Linked DNA regions of Homo sapiens: all the other regions are linked to region 3. Evidence: chromatin loops called from intact Hi-C (ENCODE). Cell type or tissue: CD4-positive, alpha-beta T cell. All regions are shown on one strand. Each heading gives the region's core, and the rest is flanking DNA. Links, peaks and the distances in the headings are about the cores only. Region 1 overlaps PRKCH (protein kinase C eta). Region 2 overlaps PRKCH (protein kinase C eta). Region 3 overlaps PRKCH (protein kinase C eta).

Region 1 (5,838 bases), core at 461-5,460, 68 kb after region 3:
GGCCTACAATCTCTCTTTTCCTCAGTCTTAAAACAGGATCAATGTTTCCCTCACACAGTTTTTGTAAGTTAAACAACATAGAATTGATGTGATACATATGTTAATAACTGTAAATTATGTTTCCTAAGTAAAAAGATTGCTGGCTTTCTCCAGCCTCTTAAGAAATTTCAGGGAAGATGTCTCTCTCTCTCTCTCTCTCTCTCTCTCTCTCTCTCTCTCTCTCTGTGTGTGTGTGTGTGTGTGTGTATGTGTATAAGCTTCAACATCATTCTTGCCACTCATATTGCATTCATCTGCAATAGGCATACATTTTAAATTCTAGAGGTAAAAGCAGATGGAGTGTTGCTGACATTTAGCAGTAGATTTGCAGAGGCATTGGAAGAATGACTCTGGAACACAATGGTTCTTTATAGTACACATATAGGATTGCTAAAGAGTATACCTAGAGGTATAAACCACAGCTTTTCCAAGAAAGAGGCCATAAAAGTTTCAAGAGGAGTAATGATTGCCCTACTCCTTGTCATGCATGGATCTGTTGTTATAGCATCAAATTGTGGTATGGACTGCAGAGTACATGCCTAGTGGAATTATTTGCTGGAAACTGAGATTTAACTCAGATTGTCAGATTGCAAATGCCAGGCAAAGAAAGGCTGGAAGAGCTGAATAAGTAGTTACTTTAATGTCACTTTGGAATAAATTCCTTCTGTGGTTCCATGGCCTCTGAGTCTCTTCTTTTTATTTTTCTTCCCGTGACACAATGTCTGGAAGAACTTACAGTGATAGCAAGTATATATAGTGTATAAAAGACCCATTTAATCCTGAAGTTAAAAGGTTCTGGGAAATAGATGGGGGTGTTAGGGGATTGGCAAGGAGAGAAATATGGCCTGAATATGAAAGATGAAGTGAAAATCTTAATTTTTATTTCTCAAAATGGCAAATGATCTAATGTGTTTCCCACATTTCTGTCTTGTCCTGTTCATTAGAAAATGTGTTTAGTCTGGTTCGTAAGACCTGAGTAATTAATCAGGGCTGAGTACAGTAAAATAATATACCTAGCTCAGGTGTCATAGTGACACTTTGCATTTGATGGGCTCCTATTACAGTTTTTACAAAGGACATTGGTATGACATTTTAGCTCTTGTCCCTTTATTTCCTTTTTTACAGATTGCAGAACAGAGGTTCGGGATCAACATCCCACACAAGTTCAGCATCCACAACTACAAAGTGCCAACATTCTGCGATCACTGTGGCTCACTGCTCTGGGGAATAATGCGACAAGGACTTCAGTGTAAAAGTGAGATGCTGAGGTGCTGGGTACCCACCTCTTCATGGGAACACTATGCCCTAAGCTTTCAGAATTCTGTGGACTCAGAATCTGTCCTAGAACTGATGGTTTTAGATATGTTGTAAATCAACATCTTAGTCATTTTAAACTTACATGTTTCTTGTCAGGCATGTAAAGAGAACTTCATCTGATGCCAACATTTTCTAATCATAGGACATTAAGTCAAATGGTATATTCAGTGATCTAGCTCGCTAGCTGACAAATACAGCCTAGACACTGTATTTTAATAGGTGTTTGGAAGAGAAAAAGATGGGATCTTAGTCAGAAATGGAAGATGGTTGAGTCAGGTGAGACACTAAAAAGAAAAAAATAAATAAAAATTTCAAAGAAATGGAAGTTAGGAGGAGGTGAGGAGGTGAGATGGCCAAATGAGAAGGTTGGGTTAAGAGTAAGAAATGGCAGAATAGATCTGATGATCTCACCAGAAATCAGCAGGAATGGAGTTGTCACAGCATAAAAAGAGCTGCCCTGGGTCTTGTGAAAGAGATTGGAGACAGGGGTAGAATGAAGGAAGATAAAGCCTTGATTGTAAGCTTGCATCTCACCAGCTGTGCCCAGTGGAGTGAGAGTTTGGAGCTTTGGCCCTAGCAAAGGCTCTGAGTGGGTGAGAGCTGATCCCTGTCCTGTTAGGAGTTAGGGAGCTGTTGGCCTTGTGCCATCTTGTATGGAAATGTAATGATCTGACTGCCGTGGGGTGCACCTGAAGCCTTTCTTATCAGACACACCCCAAGTCGCCAGTTGAGGAGAACAATGGTGAGGTAGAATTGGCATGAGTATAGCCAGACAACTTCCATTGACTGCTTGGACTTACAGAGCCTGCTTCTGTCAACAAAAAGGGGCCAGTCACTTGTCTTTAAGAAGGGCACATTCTTCTATCTCTGTAGAACACTAATAATTTTTTTCTCATAAAACCAAAACAGTAGCCAGCTCATGGATAACTTGTAGGGCGTTGGTCCAGGTGCAGCTTGATCTTAGCGTGACGGTCTCACCTGGGTATGGGTTCCCAGTGGGAAATCCCTTTCTGCCTTGCATTGTTGCTGATGCGCAGAGCCATGCATGGGGCTCATCTGCATTGTCCTCTTCCCTAGTGGCCTGAGGGTAGCACACCTGCAGCAATCCGGCTCTTGTGATTTTTGCCTTTATGGTCACTTGGTGGTTTTGAAAGGCTTCTGTAGGCTCGTGTGTCTTACACCTGTCTTCCTGAGAGGGGTGGGTTTCCCATGAAGCTTAAGTCTCAGGGCTCCTCTCTCTCAAGGGCACCTTCCAAAGCCCTCTACTTGATTTGGTGTTCTTTTTCTTAAAGAAGGCCTCCTAAATTATGTAAATTCAGGCCCCACAAAACCTGGATCTGTGTGTGCTTCCAAGATGGACTGACTCCATAAAACAGGAATGTGTTGCTTGTCGCTTCAGTTTCACCTCCCATCAGCAGGGCCCATGTCAAAAAACTGTCTCAGAATTTATTCCAGCTGATAACGCCTCAGATCCTTCATTGTCCCCAGGCAGCTTCCGGTGCCTCAGGAGCTTAGCTTTCTTTGCTCGCCTCTTCAACTGCCATTTGTACTCTGACCTTCAGAAAGTTTTAAAAGTTGCCTTTCCCCACTATGAAGCAGTTAGAACCACAGGCTGCAAATGCTGAGAACCACAGGCTCACAGGATGCCCATCTCTGTGCTGTGAGGCCTGCCCAACCACAACAATACTCAGAAAGAAAGCTGCAGATAGAGGTTTTTCTTGTAGAAACACCATTTCCATCCTGTTTGAACAGTGATCTACATGTGGCATTTAAACTGCTACCTTTTATTTCACTGTTGAGAGACAGAAAAAAATACAGTTGACATGATTCTTTGTTATTTAATTGCCTGTGAATTGCCGCTACGATAAAGGTTTTAATCTTAGATCATACTAAGGCAGCAATGCCTGTTACATGTGATTTAGATGAATGGGTTTCATCAAATCATGGTGGAAAAAATGTATTTGAAATATATTATTCTTTAGTATGCTTGCCTTTCTGCTTCTGCAGAAAACAGAAATAGATAAAATGTCAGGAACTATTACTAGTGTGAGCTTAATTTTATGAGAAAATGATACTGTTCAGCCGGTATAATTCCTCTGTTATAATCTTTTAGGCTATTAAAGTTCTCTGTTGCAGCACATGTTGAATTGGTTCCTTTCTGAACATGGATTCTGTTTTCCTTTTCCCTCTAGTATGTAAAATGAATGTGCATATTCGATGTCAAGCGAACGTGGCCCCTAACTGTGGGGTAAATGCGGTGGAACTTGCCAAGACCCTGGCAGGGATGGGTCTCCAACCCGGAAATATTTCTCCAACCTCGGTGAGACTTTGCTTTTTTTCCATGTCTCGTAATTTAGAAGTTGCTCAGATGTGATGAGCCCAAATGAGAGCATGTGGCCTCATCAAAGTTCCTAATCTTAGCAAATACAATAAACAGACTTATTGCCTTTCTTTCTTTCTTTCTCTTTCTTTCTTTCTTTTTTCTTTTCTTTCTTTCTCTTTCTTTCTTTCTTCCTTTCTTTCTTTCTCTCTTTCTCCCTTTTTTTTCTCTCTCTCTCCTCTCCTTTCCTCTCCTTTCCTTTTTCCTTCCTTCCTCCCTTCCCCTTCCCCTTCCCCTTCCCTGTCTTCATTCCTTTTTGAGATGGGGTCTTCCTCTGTCACCCAGGCTGGAGTGCAGTGGCACAATTATGGTTCTCTGCAGACTCGACTGCCTAGGCTCAAGTGATCCTCCTACCTCAGTCTCCCAAGTAGGTGGGACTGCAGGTGTGCACCACTATGTCAGGGTAATTTTTTATTTTTTTTTTTGTAGAGATGGAGTCTCACTTTGTTGCGCAGGCTGGTCTCAAACTCCTGGGCTCAAGCGATCCTCTCGCTTTGGCCTCCCAAAGTGTTGGGATTGCACAGGTGTGAGCCACTGTGTCTGGCTGAAATAGCATTTTTAATAGCAATTTGTTTCACGGATAAGATTGTATATACAGTTATATGACAAGAAATAATGAGCATGAGCAACAAGTAATAAACAGAAAGCAAAAGAAGGACTTTTTTCCTTTCTTTCCTTTTTTTTTTCTTTTTTCTTTTTTCTATTTGTTTTTTGAGACAGAGTCTCGCTTTGTCACCCAGCCTGGAGTGCAGTGATATTCGCTCACTGCAACCTCCACCTCCCAGGTTCAAGCAATTCTCCTGCCTCAGCCTCCCGAGCAGCTGGAATTACAGGTGCCCACTACCGCGCCTGGCTGATTTTTGTATTTTTAGTAAGACGGAGTTTCTCCATGTTGGCCAGGCTGGTCTCAAACTTCTGATCTCAAGTGATCTGCCCACCTTGGCTTCCCAAAGTGCTGGAATTACAGGCATGAGCTGCCACGCCCAGCCTTTCTTTTCTGTTTTAAAATCAGCTTCCTGTCACTGTGGTCTGGTGAAAGCCTAAAACCCAGGATCCTGGGTTATGCTTTTGTCTGGGGACCAGGCAGGACAGGTGACCAGTAACTATGGGCGTCAGCGTCCTCACCTCTAAAGCGGTTCAACTTGAAGATCTCAGAGGCTCTGCACAGCCCTGGAGTCCAGCAGTTCTGAAGTTTTGGTTTATGGATTGTGAATTTATCATTCACATTCAGCAGGAGACAGGAGTCTCTCCCTCTGGACTCTCAGGAGTGAGTGGAGTTGTGTCAGTTGCAGTGCACATGTTTTTGTCAGCACTCTCCCTGAATGACCTCCACCTGCTGTCATCCAGTTGAGCCTTGGCTGCTTCCCAAGCCCATGTCTTACTGTTGCCTTCCTGGTCAGCGTCTAGAGATGGGAAATAGCCATGTAAGATCTGAACGGTGTAGCTTGGTGTCCAGTTCAGGAAAATTATCGACTCAACTAATTAATCTCTGGGTGCTGAGGAAGGGAAGTGCAATTACTGTGAGATTCTTGATAATCCTGAAAATGTCAGCACCAACCACCTCATTTCCTTTTTACTGAAGGACTCCTGCCTAGTAGATCAGGGACTTTCATTGACAATTTTTTTTTTTTTTTGAGACGGAGTCTGGCTCTGTCGCCCAGGCTGGAGTGCAGTGGCACAATCTCAGCTCACTGCAAGCTCCGCCTCCCTGGTTCACGCCATTCTCCTGCCTCAGCCTTCCGAGTAGCTGGGACTATAGGCACCCGCCACCACGCCCAGCTAATTTTTTGTATTTTTTTTTTTTTTAGTAGAGATGGGGGGTTTCAACGTGTTACCCAGGATGGTCTCGATCTCCTGACCTTGTCATCCTCCCGTCTCGGCCTCCCAACGTGCTGGGATTACAGGCTTGAGCCACCGCGCCTGGCCTATTGACAATTTATTGAATTGCCACTACGATAAATGTTTTAATCCTTATATTAGATCATACTAAATCAGCAATGACTGTTACATGTGATTTAGATGAATGGGTTTCATCAAATCATGGTGAAAAAATGTATTTGAAACCTATTATGTAAAAAAATGTATTTGAAATCCGGTCTGTC
Region 2 (5,838 bases), core at 274-5,273, 55 kb after region 3:
GCTCAGTGCCCGTGTCACTGTCACCCACTGGTGGGGTGTGCTTGTTGTAAATACCCATTTAAATGTTTACATTTTCAAGTATATAAAACCAGGATTGTAAAATACCGTTGTATTTCCAGTTGTAAATAGCCGTTTAGTTAAGTTAGGCATTTGTTTATCACGCGTCCTAATCTCTGTTTGTGTCGTTACTGTCTCAGAGATCATCATCATCTGTGTTTACATTTTTATGCATCATTCTTTATGCAAGTAGTTCTTATTCAGTGTTTTTGATGATGTTAAGCAAAATTCTGTTGCTACCTTACCTCATTACCTTCCCGGGATATATTTTGCAGATATAAACCAATAATATTTTCTGGTTCTTTCTTGACTAGTAGCTTTTGGTTAACTCTAAGGTTTTTCTGTTTGTTTTTCTCACAGTTGTTTTCTCCCACGTGTACAAATGATAAAACAAATTATCTCAGGAAGAAGAAAAAAGACATTTGATAGTATATCCAGTAGTTCAACAATAGTCAACGGAGTCTGGTGTCCTCACTTCTGTCATTGGCTGCTTGACCTCACTTAACCTTCCTGTTAGTTTCTGTTTCCTCACTAGAAAATTTATTACTTTCTAGGGATACCAGGAGACCTGGTGTTAATAAAGGGCACAGTGCAGGGTGTGTGGAAGATTTTAGTGTCAGTTCTAGCACAAGCTAGCTAAATGTGTCTCGGGGTACATTAACTTCTCTAGGCCCCAATTTCCTAGGTATTCATTCTTCTTCTAGACAATAGACAGTTGAATTAAAAAATCCTTTCTATCGACCAGGTGCAATGGCTCACACCTGTAATCCCAGCAGTTTGGGAGGCCGAGGCAGGAGGATCACTTGAGCCCGTGAGTTTGAGACCAGCCTAGCAACACAGCAAGACCCTGTCTCTTAAAAAAAAAAATCCTTTCTATTCCTAGAACTCTAGGGTAGTGTGAAGTAAGGGTTTTCACAGTTACACTAGGTAAGTTACTACCTGTCGGGTACTTCTCTAATTATGCTGTGCTTATTAACTTATCAAGTCCTCAAATGGCCCTATGAGGAACATATCCTTTATGTTCTATAGATGAGGAAACTGAAGCATTGGATGTTAAACAACTTGCCCAGGGCCACCGAGCTTATAAGGGAAGAAGCCGTCTGCACACCCCAGGCTCCAGATTCCACAGCCTCAACCACCAAACTCTCTTGTCTGTCGTCATATAGAAGGCTGTTCTGTTTTCTCAGTGTAGCCCCCTTAAAGATAAGCCACAGTAAACCACAGTGCTTTTGATATTAGGCAAATTAAACTTGAGTTCAATCGTATGTTACACTGAATCAAAGTTATATTCGCTGTGCATTTTACGCCAGTAATTCTGGAAACTAAAAAGTGCCATGCCAGAAATTTTCTCTGATTTAATTTGCTTACAATCATTTTAAAAATGAGGAGCTGTGATCCACGCTTTTGCCCCAGGTTGGAATATTTTAGAAGTACTTTCAAATATATATTTCTGCTGCTGGGATATAAAACCATAAATTCGAGCAGATAGAACAAAAGACCAAAGAGGATGATGTATTTACTGTTTTTGAGTTAAAGTTACAACAGTTTACAGAATCACAGCAACCGAGAATAGGAGTTCTCAGAGACATACTCCTCATCCACAGAAGCCTCACATGACCAACACAAGTTTCAGTCCAGTGCAACTTTTTGCAAATGAAAACTTACCCTGGGGTTGTTTGGTGACTCCTAGTCACATGTGCTTTCTAAAGTTCTCAAAACAAGCATGGGGTGACAGTCCAGTTTTATGAAATATAATTTTAGTTCAGAAGAGATGGGATTTTAGAATAGTTAATCTTCATTATATTTGACATAATTACTCTGCACCCTGTGGATGGGGTGGCTTTTCAAAACCCACTTCTGGTGAGGCAGACCAGGGCTCCAGGCCAGCACCCCTCTGGAGATTGGAATGTGAATTTCCGTGCTGGGACACAGAGCCAGCTTCCTATTTATTTAGAGCCATTGGGCACCTAAGGAGCCAAACAGAAGTTGTGATGCAAGTTTTGGCTGCAGAGCATGTTAGGGTTGCCTGACGTGTCTAACTAAAACATGATCTGAGAGATTTCTCAAAGCCCTGGTTGATTTAAGCACCATAGTATTCAATAGGGTTTTTTTTTAGTCCTTTTAACTCAGTCCTAAGTAAACAGGAGGCGGTGCAAACAATGAGGAAGTTCCCTCTGCATTCCGATGGTGAAGTGGGGTTGGAGTCTGTAGGCAAGTGAAGAGCGTGTGGGAGAGCTGTTTCCTTTTGCTCATGGCAGCAGTCTAGAACATGGTGACAGTGAAAGTCATTGGAAGCCATGGGGGCCCATTTTCTTTATGTGACCAAATGTCTTGCAAAGTCCCAGGTGTGTGTGTAGGTGCATGAGTGTGTATGTTTGTTTTCTAAACGAAGCACACGTGCAAAATAATGTAAAAGGGCAGAGTGAAGTTTGTCCATGTCCCTGTATGAAAGTGCATGGGAAGTGCCTGGGGCAGAAGTGAAAGAGACACGGCCCCAGGTCGTGAGAGAAGACATTGAGGTGCACTCCCGGCCTGCTGTGGGAACAGTGGGTTAGCATGTCACCGGTGCACTCCCAGGCTGCTGTGGCAACAGTGGGTTAGCATGTCACCCGGCTTTAGGATTTGGGGGAGTTTGCTCAGGCTCTGAGGCAGGTAGGTTAAGGCTAATTTAACTCTTAATGGTTGGAAGGAAAGAGGGAAGGGCCGTTTAGGAAGGTGAAAAGGCAGGAGTGAAGGTGGCAAGAAATGATTGGCATGCAGTTTTTTCCTAAATCCTCCTCTGGTTATAAGGAATCAACTGGAAAATTGCAGTGGCAATAGCTGTTAAGAAAAAAAATAGGATTCAGTTGATGAAATATTAAACATGCAAGTGGGCTGGTCTTTTAACCAATCTTTGTAGTATTAAGGGATTAAAAAGTTAATTCTTGGTAATTAGATCCCCAGGGAGAACTTAATTTGCATCTATACATGATAAGTGTTTACTATTAATAATTCAAGACAAGTTTTGCTTTGGCCGGTATTGAGCTGGGTCTCAGGCTGGTGATAACAGAGGCTGGATAGAGAGTGATACCATTAGCCTAATTTTGTCATCTGCAAGCAAAGGAATGTTAAAATCTGTTCACTTCGTGGTTTCTAAATGACTTCTAGAAGTATCATGAGTGGAAGAGGGCAGTGTAGTGTAGTAACTTTTGTTCTTCCGCAGTCCTTAGAACCTGTCAGGATTATTGGTTATGACACTGTTCCCACAGGGTGGACAACAGGGGCATTTTTATCTTCTTGAGACATATGGGAAACTTAAGAAGGAAAGTAACTAGGCTGTTTGCCAAAGATTACACCTACCTCCAAACAAAAACTGAGGCAGGTATAATTTTAACTGTGCTGGAATCTCTGAAGATGTTGGTGTCTTGGCCAAATTCATTTGGACTCTTTCTGCATTTCACTCTTTGAGATCTATTGTGTAGACTCTAATTTCTTTGACAGGTATTGTCACATTGGTCTCCACAAAAATTATTATTGAAAGCCAGGCATGGTGGCTCACGCCTGTAATCCCAGCACTTTGGGAGGCTGAGGCGGGTGGATCACAAGGTCAAGAGATCAAGACCATCCTGGCCAACATGGTGAAACCCTGTCTCTACTAAAAATACGAAAATTAGCTGGGCTTGGTGGTGTGCACCTGTAGTCCCAGCTGCTTGGGAGGCTGAGGCAGGAGAATAGCTTGAACCTGGGAGGTGGAGGTTGCAATGAGCTGAGAACACGCCACTGCACTCCAGCCTGGTGACAGAGTTAAACTCTATCCAAAAATAAAAATAAAAAATAAAAAATTATTATTGAAATAACTACATTTTTTTTCTTTTTTTTTTGGAGAGAAAGTCTTGCTCTGTTGCCCAGCTGAAGTGCAGAGGTGCAATCATGGCTCATTATAGCCTCAACCTCCTGGGCTCAAGTGATCCTCCCTAGTAGCTGAGACCACAGGTGCACACTTGGCTTTTTTTAAAATTTTTTTTGGTAGAGAAGGAGTTTCATTATGTTGCCAGACTGGTCTCCAATTCCTAGGCTCAAGTGATCTCCCACCTCAGCCTCCCAAATTTCTAGAATTAAAGATGTGAGCCACTGCACTTGCCCTAAATAACTACATTTTTTTGAATGCTGCGATGTGCCTAGCTTTGTGCTAAGCTCTTTGAATGTGTTACCTGATTCAGTCCTTGGGAAAACCCTAGGAAGAAGGGGCCACCTGATTTCTAGATGGGAACCCTGAGGCTTAGCAAGAAAAAGAGAGCCGGTGTGGTAGGGTCAGGACTGGAGCCCGGTTTATACTCCTACTGACAGGATGGGGATGCCTGTTTCACCTCACCCTTGTTAAAAAGGACACTTTAGCAATCCTTTTAAGTATTTGCCAGCTTAAGAGGTAAAAATGTGATTTAGCTTCTGGTTCTTATGCGTCCGTCTTGGGTAGCATTGGACATCTTGGCATGGTTATTGGCTGTTTGCACTTACAGTTTTAGGAATTGCCTCTTCACATCCTCTGCCCCATTTTTACTGGATTGTTCATACTTTTAAAAATTGATTTCTGTGTATTATAAATAGTAACCCTTTGTCATGTGTTACAAGTCCTCTTCTCCCTCAGTTTCTTTCTTTCAATTTTCTGCTTTGTATTTTTTTTTTTTTTTTTGCCAAATAGAACTTTAAATTTCTTAAATTGCAAATCTGTGAACTTTGGATGCCTTTAGAGTTTATTATCCCTTTAAAAAAATTTTTTTAAGAGATGGGGCCTCAGTATATTGTCCAGGTGGTCTTGAACTCCTGGACTCAAGCAGTCCTCCTGCCTCAGCCTCCCAAAGTGTTGGTATTACAGACATGAGCTACTGTACCCGGCCAAGTTTTATTATCCTTATCTTATCCTAGGAGTATAATATTTTTCTGTGTTTTCTTATTGTTCTATAATTTCCTTTGTAACAGGTATCTGAGATTATCTTTGAAATCTTCTGTCTCTTCCAGGGTTTAAAATTTTTTAGCAAATTATTATTTCATGGTTTCTTAAATTTCCTTTGTTTCAATGATTAAAGCATTATTGAGGAAATAAGCTATATTTTATTAATCACAAGTCTCTGCATACACTAGAAAAATTCTAGTATAATTATTTGGAAGACATAATGATGTAGTTTTCAGAGTCCTCAGATTAGAAGCCACTGTTTTAAAAGCGTGAGGTTAGAAAAGGAATTTTGCACCTATTCCAGGTTAATTTCTACCTATTCCAGGTTAACAGAGGTGATCCTGTACCAATGGGTTTTGGACAGAGCTCTCATAGTCTGTGCTGTGGGCGATTCCCTCATTTAGTTTGCGAGGATACCAGAATTAAAGGAAAATAATGAGAAATGCTTATAGCTCATAGATAGACGCGAGGTCACAGACAGCCAGACTGGAGCTAGGAGACCATGCTGATGTCACATACTGCCCTATCAGAACCCTGGGAAACCCTTGGTCTGTGCTACAAGAGATTGGCCCATGATAGCCAGTTATAACCAGGCAGTGGGCATCTCAGGGGTTTGCATAGGTCTAACCTTAAAAAGCCACATGACTGGGTGCGGTGACACACACTTGTAATCCCAGCACTTTGGGAGGCCAAGACACAAGGATCACCTGAACCTGGGAGTTGGAGACCAGCTCTGGCATCACAGTGAGACCTCCATCTCTATTAAAAAAAAATTATTTTTAATTAGCTGGGTATGGTGGTGCATGCCTGTAGTCCCAGCACCTTGGGTTGCTGAGGTAGGAGCATCACTT
Region 3 (5,838 bases), core at 460-5,459:
GAGCCTCCCTTTTTCCATCTGTGCAACGGTGATGGTAGTACTTCACTCTGCAAGCGGTGGAGGTGAGAGATAATATAGGTCAAGCATTTAGCAGTTGGCCAAGCTAAAGACATAGCTGTTGTTTTTGTTATTAGAAACACAGCCTCAGCCAGGCACAGTGGCTCACACCAGTAATTTTAGCACTTTGGGAGGCTGAGGCAGGTGGATCACTGGAGCTCAGGAGTTCGACACCAGCCTGGGCAACATAATGAGACCTATCTCTACAAAAAATACAAAAATTAGCTGGGCGTGGTGGTGTACACCCATAATCCCAGCTACACTGGAGGCTTAGTTGAGAGGTTGGCTTGAGCCCAGGAGATGGAGGTTTCAGTGAGCTGTGATTGTGCCACTGCACTCTAGCCTGGGTGACAGAGCCAGACTCTGTCTCAAAACAAAAAAACAAAAACAAACAAAAAAAAACAAGAAAAACCAATACAATCTCATTTTTCCTGTTAGGTTATTCATACAAACCTGTTGGAATTTTTTTTCTTTAGGAATTTGAATGCTCATTTTTAAGCCAGACAGTTTCAGGTGGAAGAGAATCATGAAATGCTTTATCATGTTTTTGTTATTTATCGCTAGAGTAAGACTTAGGAAAGCTATAGAAAAGAGCCATCCAGCCAAGAATTTGAATTTTGTCAACTTCTCTATTACAGAGGTTTGCTCAAAGCCCATAGAGTCTAGATGAACCTTCTACCTTTGCCCCCAAAATTGCTTTTTTCTTTTAATATGCTAGATCCCTTTGCTTATTCCAGGCTGAAATGAATGTTATGTAGCTAGAAGTTTCCTGTCTGTGATCAATTCTAATGGCTTTTGTGAAGGGAAATGGTTGTAAATTATTACCAGTTAATTAAATGAGTGTTTCTCTTGAGTCCTTTGTGTAGGCTTTTATCCAAGCCTGTTTAGAATCATGGAACATTACAGCTAGAATATTTTTAGACAACTCTTGTTTCATGGACAAGGAGACTTAACCAGTGATATAAGTACTTGCCTAACTCCTGCAAAGTGATGCCAAGGAAAAGCAAACTTTGGCTGAGGGTGTAGGAGTGGCTGTGCTGGGGATCCGGTGGGTACATCAAGCTAACAGAGTATAATTTCTAAGCAGTGAGCCCTTGTCATCCATATGTCACCGGTATTCCTTGGAGCCATCTTGGAGTGCTTTTATTTTTTACAAAGTGCTATCTTGTAGGACTATTCTATAGTAAATATTACCTTTCCTATTTTTATAGGTGAGGAAATTGAGGTGGTCAGATGACCTTATTTAGCTCTTAGATCAACTCAGCAGATATGTATTGAGTGTTTACTTGGTTCAAGGAACTCTGCGAGGCTCCTTGGGAACATAATGTCAGATCCTGCTGGAATGGAGGTTACAGACTTATTGCAAGTGATGAGATATGTGTATGAAAATGTAAGTAATTGTTCAAGGTATAGATAAGTGTTAATAATAGTTGAGATGTGAATTTTGAGACCGGAGGGATCAATGTGAATATCAAATCCTGGCACCAGTTTCTTCCTTCTGCTGCTCATGAAGCTGTGTCATCTTCTGTGCTCGGTAACCCATCCAACCTGTAGCCCTAGGAGCTCCTCTGGGGAGTCTTGAGTACCTTGCAGTTGTCCCGACCCTGGGAGTCATTCAATAAAGGTTCAAATGAATGAATAGATAGGTGCGGTGAAGAGAGACAGGTTTTCCAAGCAGAGAACACGGCATGAGCAAATGTGTGGCTGAGTGATAGAGCCAGGAGAGGGGCCTGACTAGGACAGCAGGTTTTAAAAAGTGATTTTTTTCTTCTTTTTGTATTTTAACTTTCTAAAGTGACAATGGAAGGAAGGGAATTTTGAAAACAAAGTTTGGATAGATTAGTGGGAAGGCAGCAAAAGGGGAGCCCAAGTGGTCCTGAAAGCCAGGTGGAGCAGGGTGTTTTATTCTGAAGACTCTCGGAGACCAGCGGAGGCTTTAGAGGGGGAAGTTGATGAGATCAGCACTTTAGAAAAGGCTGCTTTGTTTTTGGTGGGGTGTTCCATGACTGCAGGAGAAAGGATGAGGGAGGAGGCCTGCAGTGACAGGGATCCTAGAATGATGGAGGGAACGAAGGGAAAAACAGATGGTCACGGTGCCTCAAGTCGGAGTGGCTCCAGGATTTTAAGCCTGGGAACGCAGAAGAACAGTGGTTCTAGTGATTCAGTGATGACCACTGGAAGCTTTAGGAGGAAACATGGGATTGGAGCCCTTTAAAGCTGGAATTGGCCCCTTAGAGAGAATCTGGCTCAGGCTTCCCAGATGGTGGTCCGTGGTCTGGCTATATCAGAGTTACCTACAGAACTTTTAAAAACAGCAGATGCCTAGACCCCGTTCCCTTGCCCCAGAAAATTTAAAATCAGTAGATCACCTGTGGGGTCTGGGAATCTTATATTTAATCCCTTTCTGTGATTCTTTGGCAAAGAAGATTGAATGGCCTTCCTGATGTCGCAGATTGGTCAGGACAGAGCACCAGGACCCAGGTCTTCTCTAGCATTGCTATTACTCAGCCACAATGTGGGAGATAGGGGATAAGTTCAGATGGGGAGGTATAGTATTTGAGGCAGCGCTGATTCATGTGAGTTCAACACTGATGGCTCTTTGAGGAAGGGGTTACTTGGCATGAGAACTCAAGGGTTAGATGGCTCTGAGGGTGCACGTTGGGAATCATTCAGTCAAGAAATGCTTTCCCGAGTGGCTGCTGCAAACCAGGCATAGGATATTTTCAGTCCACTTCGGGGACTCAAAAGTGTAGAACAGAGTAGTAGAAACAACATAGAGAACCCTAAAGGCTGAAGTTGTGTTTATGTTTTCTTCTCTGAGCTGTTTTGAGTAAATTTAGGTGTAAGTTACAATGTATGGGTTGAAATTCATTATTTTGGGTATGGATGTCCCGTTGTTCTAGCACCATTTGTTGACACTGAGTTTTTATACTTTTGTTCATTTGTCTATTTGTATAGAAGAATCACATTTTTTTAAAGACCACTGTTATCTGGGTTTCAACAAGGGCCCAGGAGTTGTTCTTTTTACCAAGAGAAGTGGTCTGTAGGGGAGGGGGTTAGTGTGTTTATTGCTCCTTGAATGACTGTTATAGTAAGAATGCTAAGTGTGTTCATTTCTATGTGGGGCTGCCCTAGACTCTGACCTCAGCTCTGTTCTATTAGACACTCTGTCAGTGCATTAGCCAATGACATAGGTAGCCTGAGGCCCTGATTTGGGGAGCCATAAAACTGAGAAGGGGAGTGAATGAACTGACTGGATTTGCGATCCAGTGAACGCTATGACCTGGGACAAGCCAAAATATTGCAGAAAAAAAAAATGAAGCACTTAGGTTTTTATGAAGGTTTTGAGCCTAACCACTGCACGAGCACAGGATGTGGGAAGCAAAGCCTTATGGCAGCTAGAAAAGATGCAGAGGTTTTAGTTCATTGCAAGCTCAGCCTGGGTCACTGGGGCTTCTCAGAGCGCCCATGTATTCTCGCTGCATTGGTAAAGGGCACTGTCACTGTCAAGATCAACGTTAATGATAATCTTGCTCTTGCTGGTGAAAGTCAGGTCACACACTCAGCCTGACTTCACCCTTTAATGGGGGTGTGAAGAAATTGGGGCATGTCAGGAGGAAACTGACTAGAATGGTGAAGGAGGAGAAAATCATGTCCTACATGAAGTTGCTGAGAGTTTGAGATACCCAGGTCTATTTTATTTACTCATTTGTTCCACAAACCATTTTCTGTCCCCTTATATGCAAGGTAGGGTCTCCTTTGGGGACAGGGCATAATGACTACAACATGATGTGGGTTCCAGCAGTAGTCTTCATAACAGGTGTGGAGTTGCCCACCTGTCTGAAAGAGGTCTGGAAAGGTCCCCCTATACAGGTGGGTCTTGAATTGATGGACAAATAGGAGTTGGACAAGTATAAAAAGGAAGAAAGGAGTTTCCAGCCAGAAAGATCACATACCCCAAATCACTAGGCAATAAGCTACAGATGGGTAATGTGTAATTTTCATAATTTTGACTATATTCCCCAGTATGCTGCTTGATCCATAATGCGTTTGGTTGCTCTCTCAGAATAAATGAAATAACATACCTCCCTGGAGAGTGTACAAGAATTAAGAGATGGGGATACTGGTTGTATGCAGCTGCAGTGGTGGGAAGAGCTTAGGCTGAAAGGTAGGAAGGGGTTTAGTGTCTAGGGCTATGTGCTGTGCTAAAGAATTTGGACCTTATCATGGACAGGAGAGGAAACACTGACGGTTTCTAAGTTAGGAAGCCACATGGTCAGATTTTAATTTTTGAAACATGTCACTGGCAGCAGCTGGAGGACAGTAGTCTGGAAATAGAAGGCAGCTAGAAGCCCGTTCAGGGAGGCCAGATGAACCACGGCAGTAGGAGTGGAGCAGGGGTAGATCCAGGAGAGACTTCGAGAGTGGACGTGTTGGGATCTGAGAGCGATTCAATGTACCTGCTGAGGAGCTGGGCTTCTGGCGTGGCCTACTGGGTAAATACAGGGCTCAGGAGTGAGAGGAGGGCCAGGAAAGGGTGGTGTCCTGGAAGTAAGGAATGAGAGATTCATGAAGAGGAAGATGTCAAGATCAGATGCGGCAGAGAGATCAACTGAGATGAAGACAGACACATCTTTGTATCTGACAGTAGGACTTCATAAAAGTTGCTGGAGCTGTTTCAGTGCTGGTGGGAGGCAGGGAGGCAGACGGCAGGGGATAGCACGGATGTTAGAAGGCATAGAGGGATGTGATAATTGTTGTCGAATATTTGACCTATTCTCTTTGGCTGACAATTTGAATATGTTTTTTGAGTGCAAGTGATAGAAACCCCTACTCAAACTGGCTAAGACAAAAGGAATTTATAGGCTCAAATAACAAAAAAAAATCCCAAAGAATCAAGCAAGGCTTGATCTAAGGGTTTAAATGATGTTACGAAGAGCTGTTCTCTTTCTGTCCCTCAGCTCTCCCCTCTTTGTTGGCTTCATTCTGTAGCTCAGTGGGGGGACAACACAGGTGCCGGACACTCCCAAGTTTGTGTCCTTCCAGATTGAAGTTTAGCAGAAGCGAGATCTTGTCCCTTCCTTGTAGATCCAGGATTCCTAGTTGGACCTACTTGGATTTTTGTGCTCAAACCTGAACCAGTAGATGCTGATACCGGGTAGGGAGTTGTAATTACACTGATAGCCAGAGAGAAGGAATGTGCCTGCCCCAGGCCAGCTGTGCAGAGTTCAGTCAGTGCTCTGATCTGCTAGGCCTGCTCACATGTCCACTCTGGAGTTAGGGGCAGAATCCCAGATGAGCCATTTGGACTACATGTGAGGGAGGAGTAGTTCTCAAATAAAGCTCAAGTGTTATTCCCAGAAGCTGGGATGGATGTACTAGCTAGAGACAGTGTCCACTGGAGCTGTAGAGGGCGAAACTAAGGTAAATGAGTGGAAATTATTGGTCTTGCTGCGTTTGTATTCATAGAGAAAGATCTGTCTATATTGTACAGGAATGAAATAGGCCAGCTGTTAAGGTAGTGAATTGGTTGTCACTGGGGGGTATCTAAGCAACTACCGTGAATAAATGATAACAGCCCATCAGCAGTGTATAGAAGGAACAAATAACCTCCAAAGCCACATTTTTCAAACTGTTTCTCTGTGACACAGTAAGGAATACATCTTTACATTAAAACCTACTGTACCCTTTTATATGTATACAAAACTACACACAAAAGTTGCATGAAACAGTGCTTTTCCTTACTACCTGTAGCATGTTCATATTTTCTGTTCTGTTTTT

Evidence for each region. Peaks named below come from ENCODE experiments on the same cell type or tissue, not always from the same donor. Only the 100,000 strongest peaks of a DNase experiment are listed, where the experiment ranks them.
Region 1: it touches region 3 in a loop (2.5-fold over the local background); 8 of 110 quality-filtered maps call a loop at or near these places.
Region 2: it touches region 3 in a loop (2.0-fold over the local background); 13 of 110 quality-filtered maps call a loop at or near these places.

What each region holds. Positions count from the first base shown.
Region 1 is chr14:61,449,678-61,455,515 of GRCh38, forward strand. PRKCH (protein kinase C eta) reads left to right here. Exons shown (of 14, transcript NM_006255.5): 6 at 1,165-1,294; 7 at 3,549-3,676. Among named protein-coding and RNA genes, the nearest start is that of PRKCH-AS2, 93 kb to the right of the region's middle. RefSeq lists an enhancer at 5,087-5,256. In CD4-positive, alpha-beta T cell, for the core only: no CTCF peak of the experiment used is centred there; DNase peaks (open chromatin) are centred at 2,388 and 3,004; H3K4me3 peaks cover 300 bases; H3K27ac peaks cover 4,714 bases.
Region 2 is chr14:61,437,019-61,442,856 of GRCh38, forward strand. The region is part of intron 2 of PRKCH (protein kinase C eta); the gene reads left to right. Among named protein-coding and RNA genes, the nearest start is that of PRKCH-AS2, 110 kb to the right of the region's middle. RefSeq lists an enhancer at 2,255-2,624. In CD4-positive, alpha-beta T cell, for the core only: no CTCF peak of the experiment used is centred there; DNase peaks (open chromatin) are centred at 2,223 and 2,603; H3K4me3 peaks cover 1,180 bases; H3K27ac peaks cover 3,567 bases.
Region 3 is chr14:61,382,003-61,387,840 of GRCh38, forward strand. The region is part of intron 1 of PRKCH (protein kinase C eta); the gene reads left to right. Among named protein-coding and RNA genes, the nearest start is that of PRKCH-AS1, 62 kb to the left of the region's middle. In CD4-positive, alpha-beta T cell, for the core only: no CTCF peak of the experiment used is centred there; a DNase peak (open chromatin) is centred at 3,459; H3K4me3 peaks cover 1,103 bases; H3K27ac peaks cover 3,978 bases.